2 separate regions of the Mus musculus genome follow, and region 2 is linked to region 1. The links are chromatin contacts, found by Hi-C or POLR2A ChIA-PET in ENCODE. All regions are on one chromosome and are shown on one strand. The core of a region is the stretch at or near the end of the contact, and the rest is flanking DNA. Distances in the headings are between cores, read along the strand shown.

Region 1 (5,761 bases), core at 2,215-4,714:
GGTGGGGCATAGAGAGGGTGGCAACCCAGCGCGAAGAGCCCAGAAAGCAAAGCTGTCAAAAGCAAAAACACACCCATGAATGAGATGGGAGAGGTTGGCACGCTTCTCTGGAAGCCTCGGAGCTGGCGGGTTTGAGCCCTCCCGTCTAGAGCAGGGTTTTAATGTGGGCTCTGAAGAGCAAACCAGCCAGTCTAGCTGGAGTACACTGCAGAAGGAAGCCTGTCTGAAATTAGGGGGCCTCAATATTGAAATCTTAAAAAAAAAAAAAAAAAAAAAAAAAAAAAAGGGTCTGCTCTAGCTTAAAGTGCCTACCTGTCAAACACTGGGTCTTTCCTGGTCCTTAGAGGAAGGCATCATGGGTTCCTTTGTAAACATTCAGGCAAAAGTTCTGTAATTAAAGAGCCAGCTCCTTATTTCAACTCCCTCCCTAGGCTCCCACTCAAGAGATACACACACACACACACACACACACACAAACCTTTCCCAGAGATACCAACTTAGTTTCTGGGAGTATTGTCTATTCCTTTGCTTGTCTGTTCTTTTTTCTCTGTGTAGCCCTGGAACCCACTCTGCATCTGTAGTCCAGGCTGGCCTATAACTCAAGAGATTTGCCTGCTTTTGCTGGGACTGAAGGCATCCGCCATCACTGCCATGCTTTCCCCATCTCTTAAATTCTAGCCTGGTCCACACATGTGATTAACCACCCCCCTAAAAACATTTTAAATAATAATAATAAAGTCATCTATGTTTAACATTCACAAACAGCAACCTTTCTTATTGTTGAAGTGAGAGTAGTAGAGCCCAGAATAAACTTCAGACACTTCTTAAAGACCTATAGATGAAGTCAAACCAAGACCTTTGTCCTCACCTAATGGGACTAAATTCACAATAATTAGTACACTCTGGGTGTCTGATGGACGACAAGCTTAGCCTCCTCCGGGAATCTGACAGGAATAACCTGGCCTCTCAGGGTCACCCAGCCCCTAAAAGGTGCCAGGCTCATGGCCATATTTACTACTATAGAGAGGCTGCAGTTACTGCCAGAAAGGACCTCCACAAGAACTCTTCCCTTACCCCCAATTCAGACATCTTCTGACACTATTAAGCCACAGGAGCTGTTTATAAATGTCATGATCATAGTCTTTTAATATTTTACATAAAAATCTGTATACACAGCTTATAGAACTCTTATGTAAACATCATAAGTTCACCATTTGTCATCTGTCAGTTTATTTAAAAAAAATAAAACAAAAACAAAACAAGACAATTTAGAAGTACCACTGGGCTGGCGGGGGGGAGAGGGGGGAGGCTTTTCTCTGCACATGGAACGTACAGAAAATTTCACACAGAAGAGACTTGTCTTGTGGGAGGGGGGGTTTAAATAGACCCCAATACCTGTTGCCTTCCTTTACCAAAACTGCGTATGCTACACAAATTTAAAGAAAAAATTCACACTGTTGACATTTTTTTTTCAAGAAAACAAAGCAAAAGTTAGTTGTTTTTGTAATCTTAGAGTCATCATAGTTTTAAAAAAACCATCAGAAGTAGATGAGGTTACAGCATACAAGTGTGGTCAGAATGCTGTCTTATGCAAATGACAAGTACACTGGGTGTCAAACAATGGGACAATTGTGCAAAGAACTCTTTCATCAACAACAAAAAGCTTCAGCGTTTAAATAAATTCAGTAACAATAGTCTCTTGAGCTGAACAATGTTCATTTGTAGGACAGGCACAAAGTTCGCTTATGGCAAAAGTGACCCCACTGCACACCCTGGATCCTCTGCCGGAGGTTCGCTGGGGGTTGGCCCAGGAGACACTGTCTGAGCTGCTTCCTCTCGACCCCAAGTCAGTTGCAAATGTCTTCCCCAGGGTGTGGAAAGATGGCCAAGTCCAGTTCATGCTTGGATGGGTGGGCGCCTGACCCAGCCTGGGAAAGGAGCTGCTCTGGGCCCTGGTCGCCCCACACACCACTAAACAATACCATTCTGCCTCCGAAAATAAAATCTGTATTTATGTAACAGCCCCATCCTCCCCCCAGCCCTCCCCTCCCGCCATTCCAGGGGTCTATGTTACAGACATGGAGCAACAGTAGTGGCTTGCTGGTTACAAGCAAACCTGCTGGGGGCGCAACCACTCTGCGTGCCCCTGGGGAAACCAGAGGCGGGGGTGGGGCAGGAGTCGGGTGGGGTGTAGGGAGTCGTACACACACACAACCACACTTTGAGGCCTGGCTCTTTAGAAAAGGATGCTCAGGAACCCCTTGGCACTCAGCAGGGTGCCCAGGCCTGTGCCACACAGCTGGACACACACAGACACTGGGAAGGGGGAGCTCGGTGCCCACGCTAATTCTCAGCGTGACCAGCCAGAGCCACCAGCAGATGTCAGGCAGTCTGGTGGTGTCCTTGGGGGCATGGGTCTCCCTTTCTCCCGGTTCGTGGGCGACCGGGCCAAGGAGGGGGAGCCACGCTGGCAAGGGCGTGAGGCAGGACGCGTCCCTCATAGCACCTTGCAGCAGTTGATGCAGCCATTCTGGGATCCGTAGCGCTTCTGCAGCGCGGCGCGCGTGGCCGTCTCAAAAACCTCGCGCACGCCCTCCTTGGTCTTGGCCGAGCACTCGAGGTAGTCATAGGCTTGGATGCGCACCGCCATGGCGCGGCCGTCATCCGTGCGCACTGGCTCCTGCTTCATGCGGGCCAGCTCCGTGCGGACATGCTCGTCGCTGCGCAGGTCTTTTTTGTTGGCCACCAGGATGATGGGCACATTGGGGCAGAAGTGCTTTACCTCGGGCACCCACTTCTCGGGGATGTTCTCGAGAGAGTCCGGGCTGTCCACCGAGAAGCACATAAGGATGACGTCGGTGTCCGGATAGGAGAGCGGCCGTAAACGATCGTAGTCCTCCTGGCCTGCCGTGTCCCACAGCGCCAGCTCCACCTGCTTGCCGTCCACCTCGATGTCCGCCACATAGTTCTCGAACACGGTGGGCACGTACACCTCGGGGAATTCGTCTTTACTGAACACGATCAGCAGGCACGTCTTGCCGCACGCGCCGTCGCCCACCACCACCAGCTTCTTGCGGATGGCCGCCATGAGCTCGCCGGGCGCGGGCAGCAGGAGGGGCCCGCGAGCGCCTCGCCGCCGTCCCGCTCCCTGTTGCTTGCCGCTCCCCGCTCTCCCGCGACTGCGCGCTGCGGGCTAGGCTCGCTAACTGCACCTGGACCCCGCGGCGGCGCGGTCTCTCGGGGCGCTCCGGTTGCCTCGGCAGGGGCGCAGGGGCATACGGTGCACTGAGTGTCGCCGCGCCGCTGCCGCGCCGCTGTGGTCCTCGGCGGTCCCGGAGCTGCGCTGCTTTGTGCGAAGTGATGGCTGATGCTGCGGACCCGGCCTAGCTTCTTTCCCGGGGCGGGTTCACTCTAGACCTAGGGTACAGGGGCGCAGACGACGACAACCGAACTGCGGTGGCAGATGCGGGCTGCGGCCCTAGCGCCCGCTATTTAAAGAGTCCGGCCACTTTCTTAATATAGCCACCCAATGGGAAGCCATAGGGCTGAGCTCATCGCTGCGGAGCTTGGCTCCGATTGGTCGCCCGCTGCAGTCCGAAGGCGGGTTCGCCTTAGCTTGATTGACTGCCCTGTCCGCGGGGCTGGGAGAGGCGTTGACTGTGGAGTCTGCGCGGCGACCCGCCCCGTGGGGTTGTGTGGCCGCCGGGTCCCCGCCTTCGTCGCAGCCTCTCTGAGTGCGACATCGTGGAGCAGGCAGCCTGGAGCCCTCCGGGTCTGGGTGGGCAGTTCCGAGACGAGCTACACTCTTGTGGGGCGTTGGCTGCTCCCAGGGCTTCAGCTTTATCTAGCTTCCGAGCGAACTACGGGTGATCAAGCATGGGGGAGGGGCGGCGCCTTTAACGTGGTTTTGTTTTCACTTAAACAGACACCGGTGCACGGTTTTGTTACCTAGCCAAGGGTTTCGTTCTTTCTTAACTTTGTTTAGATAACTAACCCCTCGTGTGCTCTGGGCCGAATTCTGACACTTACCCAGGGCAGCCTTTTCACTGAGAAAGGCTAACAGTAAATTGTGTGGGCCTGGGTGAGTCCCCTCTCGGCTTTCTCTTCAAGGCCCACACTTAGGTCTCCGGGTGAAGAAGATAAGGGGAGGAATCTAGGAGACACACAGCTGTAGGACAAAGGAAAGCGAGGTGCAGGGCACTCCGCTGAAAAAGAAAGCACCCAGCTTGGGCAGGCAACCTTCACCCAGTCCTACCACATTACATCTGATTCTCGCCCTAAAGCCAGAGAACTGCTTGAAGTACACTGTGCAAGGAAACCCATCTATCCCAACAACTCTCATGGAGCAGATGAAAAGCTTCAAGCTGGGAAAGCAGGCATGCGGCCTCGCAGGGAACTTGCCGGTGGGCACACGGTTTCTGTACAGAGGATGGAGTTTCTTCATACACACCAGGTCTTAACTCGTGAATTACCACTTCCTGCAGGAGATGACACCTCTTCCTATCTTAAAGGATTTAAGCCAGTCCACTGTAAGAAATAGGAAAGACAGAAAGCTGCAAAGGGCGTCAAAGAGGGCCTTACCCCGCCCCCAAGAGAAACTGAACAAAGAAAAAGGAGGAAAGAAAGTGGGGAAATGGCTTAACATTGCTGCGTGGGGTCCTCATGGAGGGCTAGGCTAGGGGTACCAGCTAAGAGAAAGCTTTCTCAGTGACCATGTCATGATGACCTTATGACCCATTTCTTTGTCTCTCTCTCTGGACTGTGAGTTGTCCGAGGGCCAGGATTTCCTCCCACCTGAGCATCATGAAGACCTAGCACTATGCTGGGCCCTAAAGAAGCAGTAAAAATGGTCCGTGCAGTGGTAGGCCTGCCCACCTGTAGACCCAGCCACACAGGACGCACAGGGGTTGGCCTTCCAAGTCTAGGCAGTCTGGGCAACCAAATGAGACAGAGAGAGAAAACAACGGGGAGGGGTAAATGACTTTGGGAGCTAACCCAGTTTTTCAAAAGTGGAACTTTTTAGTTCTTAACATCAGATCCTGCTATAATCAGACCAAACACAAGCAGCCAATGTTTTCACATATAATCCCCATGTTACAGTTTCTGTGTATCTGGACAGATATGATCAAGCCATAGTGTTCCATCAGTGGGGGAGAGCTGTGTTCCCTGCATTCTGGATTATCCCCACTGCAGGGCCCAGTCTCTGTTTTTCTCTGCTTTAGTTTTTCAGACCTAAGGAACTGTCACATGGTTTGGTTTGTCATTGGTTGAGGAAGTCACTTTGCACACACACACACACACACACACACACACGCACACACACACCCCACACATGCCTTTTAGGGGAAAAATCTTATCTACACATATTTTTCTCCTCGTAGTTAAACCTTTTGATTGCTGTGTTATTAGCTCTGCTCTCCGTGGTCTTAATATAGCTTGGGAATCTTGGCTATGTCCTTCAGCTTTAAATATTAAGAAAATATAAACCAGAGCTTTGTCCCGTGTGCTTCTTTCAAAGACTTAAATACAAAGAACCAGGAAGCAGGATTACGGCCACCGGCTTCCTGATTTCCAGACGTATCATACGGGGTGTTCCAAGCTCAAATCTCTATATCGAAGTAATTGCTAAAAATACAAAGTGGGCAAGTTATGCCGAAGTAAAGAAGGAGAAGAATCGAAACGGCGTTCTCTCAAAACAGGACTGGCGGCCTCAAAGACCTAGCTCACTGCTTATAGCATTAACTTTTCCAAACTTGCTGAT
Region 2 (5,183 bases), core at 2,158-4,657, 470 kb after region 1:
CTGGAAATGTGGAGGGCTTGATATATGCGATTCTCATTCTCTTGTCACGCTATCTGATGTGCCTGCTAATAATCTGCCATTATAAATGCTTAACATTATTTGGTAAACAGTGTGAGGGGTTTCTGGAGAACCATATTGTTTTCCAAGGAGATAAATGTGTAGACCCTTATTAAAAGCAAGTTTAATGTCTCATAGCTATGACTGTGAAATCATTAATAAGATAGAGAGTGAAAAGTTTAAGGTTTTGTTATCTACTGTTTGAGCCATTTAAGTTTAAATTGTTTATATTAGTAAGATGATCTTACTCATAAAACTTTAGGTCTATTTTCTCTTGGTCATATTTATAATACGAACCAGCCTTACTACCAAGAGTGCAAATTTTATGAAATATTTACACATACAAAGATAAACTAATTAAACTGAGATTTAGAATTGCTTACTATTTTTGTTTTTTTTTTTTGCTGGAATATTATTAAAGCTACAAACAAGGGATTATAATACATGTACCTAAAAATAATTTACACAGACTAAGTGGATGTTATATGACACTTTTAATTCATTAATGTCATGGAAATGAACAACTAAAGAGTACTGGCTATGAACTTATGGTGCTAAGATTTTTGCTAAGAGAAAAAATTTTGAATTCTATCATTTTGTTTTAGCATGCAATTGGCAAAATTACATATTTATAGAATTAATATAATAAGTAACAAGTTATAATATTATCTTAAAAACTGTCAATAAGCCTGATTTTTCACTCAAAATATACTGAATGCATACACTTTTTAAGCGCAGCTCATAACTTTTAGAACGAAACAATTCTGTAAATTTTGTGCTACTTGATCTGTTTTGGTTTGTATTGTTTCTAATATATTAAAAGTTCCCGTCTTTCTACATTAACGGCATGGTTGATGTTTTTATGATTCTTGTTATTTTTTTCTATCAAGCATATTATGTTGAATGGAATGAATAATTTTTGAATATGTAACAGCTGAGAAACTGAAAGAATGAAATGGTGATGATACTCTTTCAATAATTTAATCTCATGCCTCTGTTGAGGCATAAAATGTTAGTAAGTTCAGGGTAAACAGAAAGAAGTTCCTAAATAAAACCAGTGGGGGAAAATGTGATTACAGAAGTGTGCATGTGCTTGAGCTAGTGTTTGTGCGCATGCGTGTGCTTATGTCTGCATGGGTGCACACGCACCACAGCACATGTGGACGTGTGTGGGTGGACGGTTTGTGGAATGGCTTCTCTCCTTCCGCCACTGTGTTCTAGTGATCCGGTTGGTCATCAGGCTTGGAGGTGGGTGCCTCTGCCTGCCGAGCCATCTTGCCAGCCCCTCACTGTGACATTTTCAGAATCCCAATCATGTCTGGATATTATCTTCTGTTTCTTCTTGATAGTTGAATAATAATCCTCTGTGTATACATGCCACCTTTTAAAAACTTTATTTATTTGTATTGCATTGGTGTTTTGCCTGCATGTATGTTTGTGTGGTGAGGGTGTCAGGTCCTCACACAACCTACATGTATGTCTGGAATTGTAGTTACAGACAGTTGTGAGGTGCCATGTGGTTGCTGGGTATTGAACCCTCACCTCTGGAAGAACAGTCAGTGCTCATAACCACTGAACATTCTCTCTCCAGCCCCACATGCCACTTTTTAAATTTATGAATGGACTGTGCCACTTGGCTATTGTAAATGGTGTGGTGTTAAACACAGGGGTACAGGCATCTCTATTTTATGTTGCTTCCGATTCTTTGGGTATGTACCTGATAGTGACATGGTTGGATAATATGGTAGATCTATCTTTAGGTTTTAGTTGTTGTTTGATTTTGAGGAACATCCACACTGAAATAAAAAACACTTGGACCCTTAACTTCTAGATGTGGTGAGACAATTGCCTGAAGTCAAAGGGTTCAAAGGTTGTGTGCTTGTGGTAGGGAAGACTCAAGTGGGGAACTTAACACTTCTGTATGAAGTGCACACTAGGATATATGAGCCAATATTGATAGTTGCAGATTATGTTAAAAAGGAAAACCAAAAATAACACAAAAATGGGTGAGACCAAATACCTCCACAGGACTGGATCCACCTGAATGTCTAGATTTGGGAACTTTGTTAACATCAGGATACCCCAAAGGACAATGGGGACATGGGAAAATGGCTCAGTGGGTGAAGTGCTTGCTGCAAACATGAGGACAAGTGTTTGGATCCCCAGCACTCCTAGAAGCCTGGTTAGCTGTGCTGCACCTGTAACCCCCGTGTTGAGAGGGGATCAAGCGATGCTGGAGGTCATTGGCGGGGCAGTCTCGCCCACACTGTAAGTTCCAAGGTTACGGAGATATCCTGCCTCAGAAAATGAGATGGCAAGTTATTGAAGAAGGTACATGATGTAGGTCTCTGGTCTGCACATGTGCTTCCACATACATGCACACACGAGGGAAGATGTACAAAAAGTTAAGAGAAATATAGAAAAATCACTCTCTGGATAGAAAAGCTCTAACACCTCACATATTTTGAAACGGGAGGGTACGCCACAATGTAGTTGTAGCTTTAATGACCCAAAGGTCATATTACTCCCATTACAAGGACCCTTGACATAATTTTTAAGGTGTTTTAAGGATTCTGTGTTGGCTAGTCCTATGTCAGCTTGATGCACAAACTAGAGTTATCTGAAATGCTGTACGGCATTTTAAAAAACTAGTTATTGATTGGGGAGGGCCATCCCTGGGCTGGTGGTTCTGGGTTCTATAAGAAAACTCTCTATGGCCTTTGCATCTGTTCCTGCCTCCAGGTTTCTACTGCCCTGTTTGAGTTCCTGCTGACTTTCTTAGATTATGAACAGCAGTATGGACGTGTAAGCCAACTAAACCCTTTCAAGCTCCTCACCTTGCTTTTTGGTCATGGTGTTTTGTCGCAGCCATAAGAACCCTAATCCAACGCAAAATAATAGTGCCCACTCCTAAATTGCTTCAGAGGGCTCTGTAGTTCTCTCAAAGAAGGCAGTCCTCAAAATGCACATCTGCACTGCCATTTTTTATTTGTCCGATGGTGCCAGCCTACCAAATGCAACAACTGACGTTCTTTTCAAGAATATTGGTCGGGGTCGGGTGGAGCGGTTAGAGAGAAAACACAGAACTCCTGAGACCTTTTTTGGAAGGGGCTCCCTTTAGCTTATACTGACTCCTGACGCACGACTATTAGCGTGATGTTGTAACACAGCGGCGGGGATGAAGGGACGGCGCTGGGAGAGATACGCATGGCAGATCGCTAAACTGAGAGCAGAAAGGCTCGAAGCCAAGGCATTGAAGAACTGATCAACTTCACCCCACACCAATTACACAGCCGCCCCATCGCCCGCGCAGGCGCACGACGACCAACACGGGGCGGGAGGCCACGCCGGAAGTTCTCTAAGCGCCCCGGATGCGACTGGGCGGCGGTGGTTGCCAGGCGACGGGAGCTTCTCCGATCCACCAGTGCTCGCAAATGGAGGTGTAGAACCCGTTATATATTAGCGTGCCTTGACCGCTGTGGGTCGTCTTCTCCGAGTTCCCACGATGTTCTTCTACCTGAGCAAGAAAGTGAGTTTCTCCTGGGGACCGCCGTCGCGCCGCCTCCATTCCTGTAGCCCGCCGGTGCCCGCATTCTCCCGGGACTGCAGGCGGCTGCCAGGCAGCTTCTCCATCTTCCTGTCACCTATCTCCTCTCACAGGTCTCTGTGCTCCGGTAGTCCTTGGCAGAGCCAGCAGCTCTTTCTCAGGATTCTTCCACATTCCAGTCATGCCAAGTTTCTTTTCAGTGATAAAAAGTGATCACCAAGCGCTGGTGGTCTTTCCTCTGCTACTTGTTGATCCAGAAGGTAGATTATGACAGTCTGCCCTAAGAGAGAAATATAAGTGTGGTGTGGGAAAGGAAGTAAGAGCAGCAGCGATACGAATTTATGTCTCAGTTCCCGCCTCAGTTCAGACACCCCCACCCCGTTCCCGCCCGCTTCCTTGGCAATCACCTTCCTTTATGTGCACTTCTTTACAGAATGCTAGGGCTCAGAACATTTAAGAAGACCACAGCCATTTTCATAATAGTTCATTTTGCTGCAGGGCGTTATTGTTTCTCTCTCCCTTTTTCATGCTCTTTTTTGAGACAGGATATTGCTGTGTAGCCCAGGCCAGCTTCCAACTTTCCACCCTTCTGCCTCAGTGCTGGGATTGGTAACATGGGCTACGACAAGTTCGGGCAGGTTTCTTCTTGGAAGATGTTTGCCTGTCTATATCTCCTGGATGGAGATCCTCCAACTCCTTCGTGAAAAGCTAGCATCACTGTGATTCGTGTTTACAGATTGCTGTTCCCAATAATGTGAAGCTGAAATGTATATCCTGGAACAAGGACCAAGGGTTCATAGCATGTGGCGGTGAGGATGGATTACTGAAAGTTTTAAGACTCGAGACACAGACAGGTAAGTGATCATCACCAGTACAGATGTGTGAAACTGGTAGAAAGCAGTGGCTAGTGGCTAGTGGCTAGTGAGACCTACTTATGGTATTTGTCATTATGAAGTTTTAATTTTTTTAAAGGGGTTTATTCTTATGGTATGGGTGTTTTGCCTGAACGTATTTTATGGTGTCACATGCATGTAGTGCCTGTGGGGGCCAGAAGAGGGCATGGGATCTTTTCCTTTGTAACTAGTTACAGATGGTTTGTAGGTGCCGAGAACTGACCACTGGTTCTCTTCAAGAACAACACGTGTTCTTAACCACAGACCCATCTCTCAAGCCCCTCCTGTCACTGTTTCTGAGGCAGAGTCTTCTGAGACAGGCCTGAGAAGTTGCCATGTAGGACAGGCTAGTTGGCCTGAAAACTTCCATCTGTGTCTGCCTCCTGTGTCCTCTCTGAGATTACAGGAGCGTGATCTGATCCCTGTGTTAGGTATGAGTTTTGGGGCTCTGAGGTCAGGCCCTCACACTTGCACAGCAAACTCTTTACTGACTCAGCCATCTCCCGAGGAGATGCCTTATTTATTGCCTTTCAGATCCAGCAGTTACTGGTAAAGTGTTTTTTTGTTTTTGTTTTTGTTTTTGTTTTTTTTTTTAAGATATTTATCAGTATTATCAGATTTTTGTTCTCATGCCAGCTTGATTGATTTTATTTCCACTTGGTCTTTTAAAAAGTCTCTCTCTCTCT

The links. Hi-C counts contacts between places; a loop is a spot of excess contacts on that map. ChIA-PET counts read pairs that join two places held with the same protein, here RNA polymerase II (POLR2A).
Region 2: a loop to region 1 is called in a map of T-helper 17 cell, with 2.4 times the contacts of the local background. The contact joins the promoter of Wdr35 here to the promoter of Rhob in region 1. A Hi-C loop is called at or near these places in 1 of 37 maps with a recorded cell type or tissue (T-helper 17 cell). POLR2A ChIA-PET finds 5 or more read pairs at or near these places in 1 of 5 experiments (embryonic stem cell).

What each region holds. Positions count from the first base shown.
Region 1 is chr12:8,496,545-8,502,305 of GRCm38, forward strand. Rhob (ras homolog family member B) reads right to left here and starts at 3,465. Exons shown (of 1, transcript NM_007483.3): 1 at 1,117-3,465. The coding sequence starts at 3,088. The coding sequence ends at 2,498.
Region 2 is chr12:8,970,594-8,975,776 of GRCm38, forward strand. It overlaps Wdr35 (WD repeat domain 35), which reads left to right and starts at 3,408. Exons shown (of 27, transcript NM_001159527.1): 1 at 3,408-3,586; 2 at 4,341-4,458. The coding sequence starts at 3,563. Matn3 (matrilin 3) reads left to right here. Exons shown (of 8, transcript NM_010770.4): 8 at 1-1,435.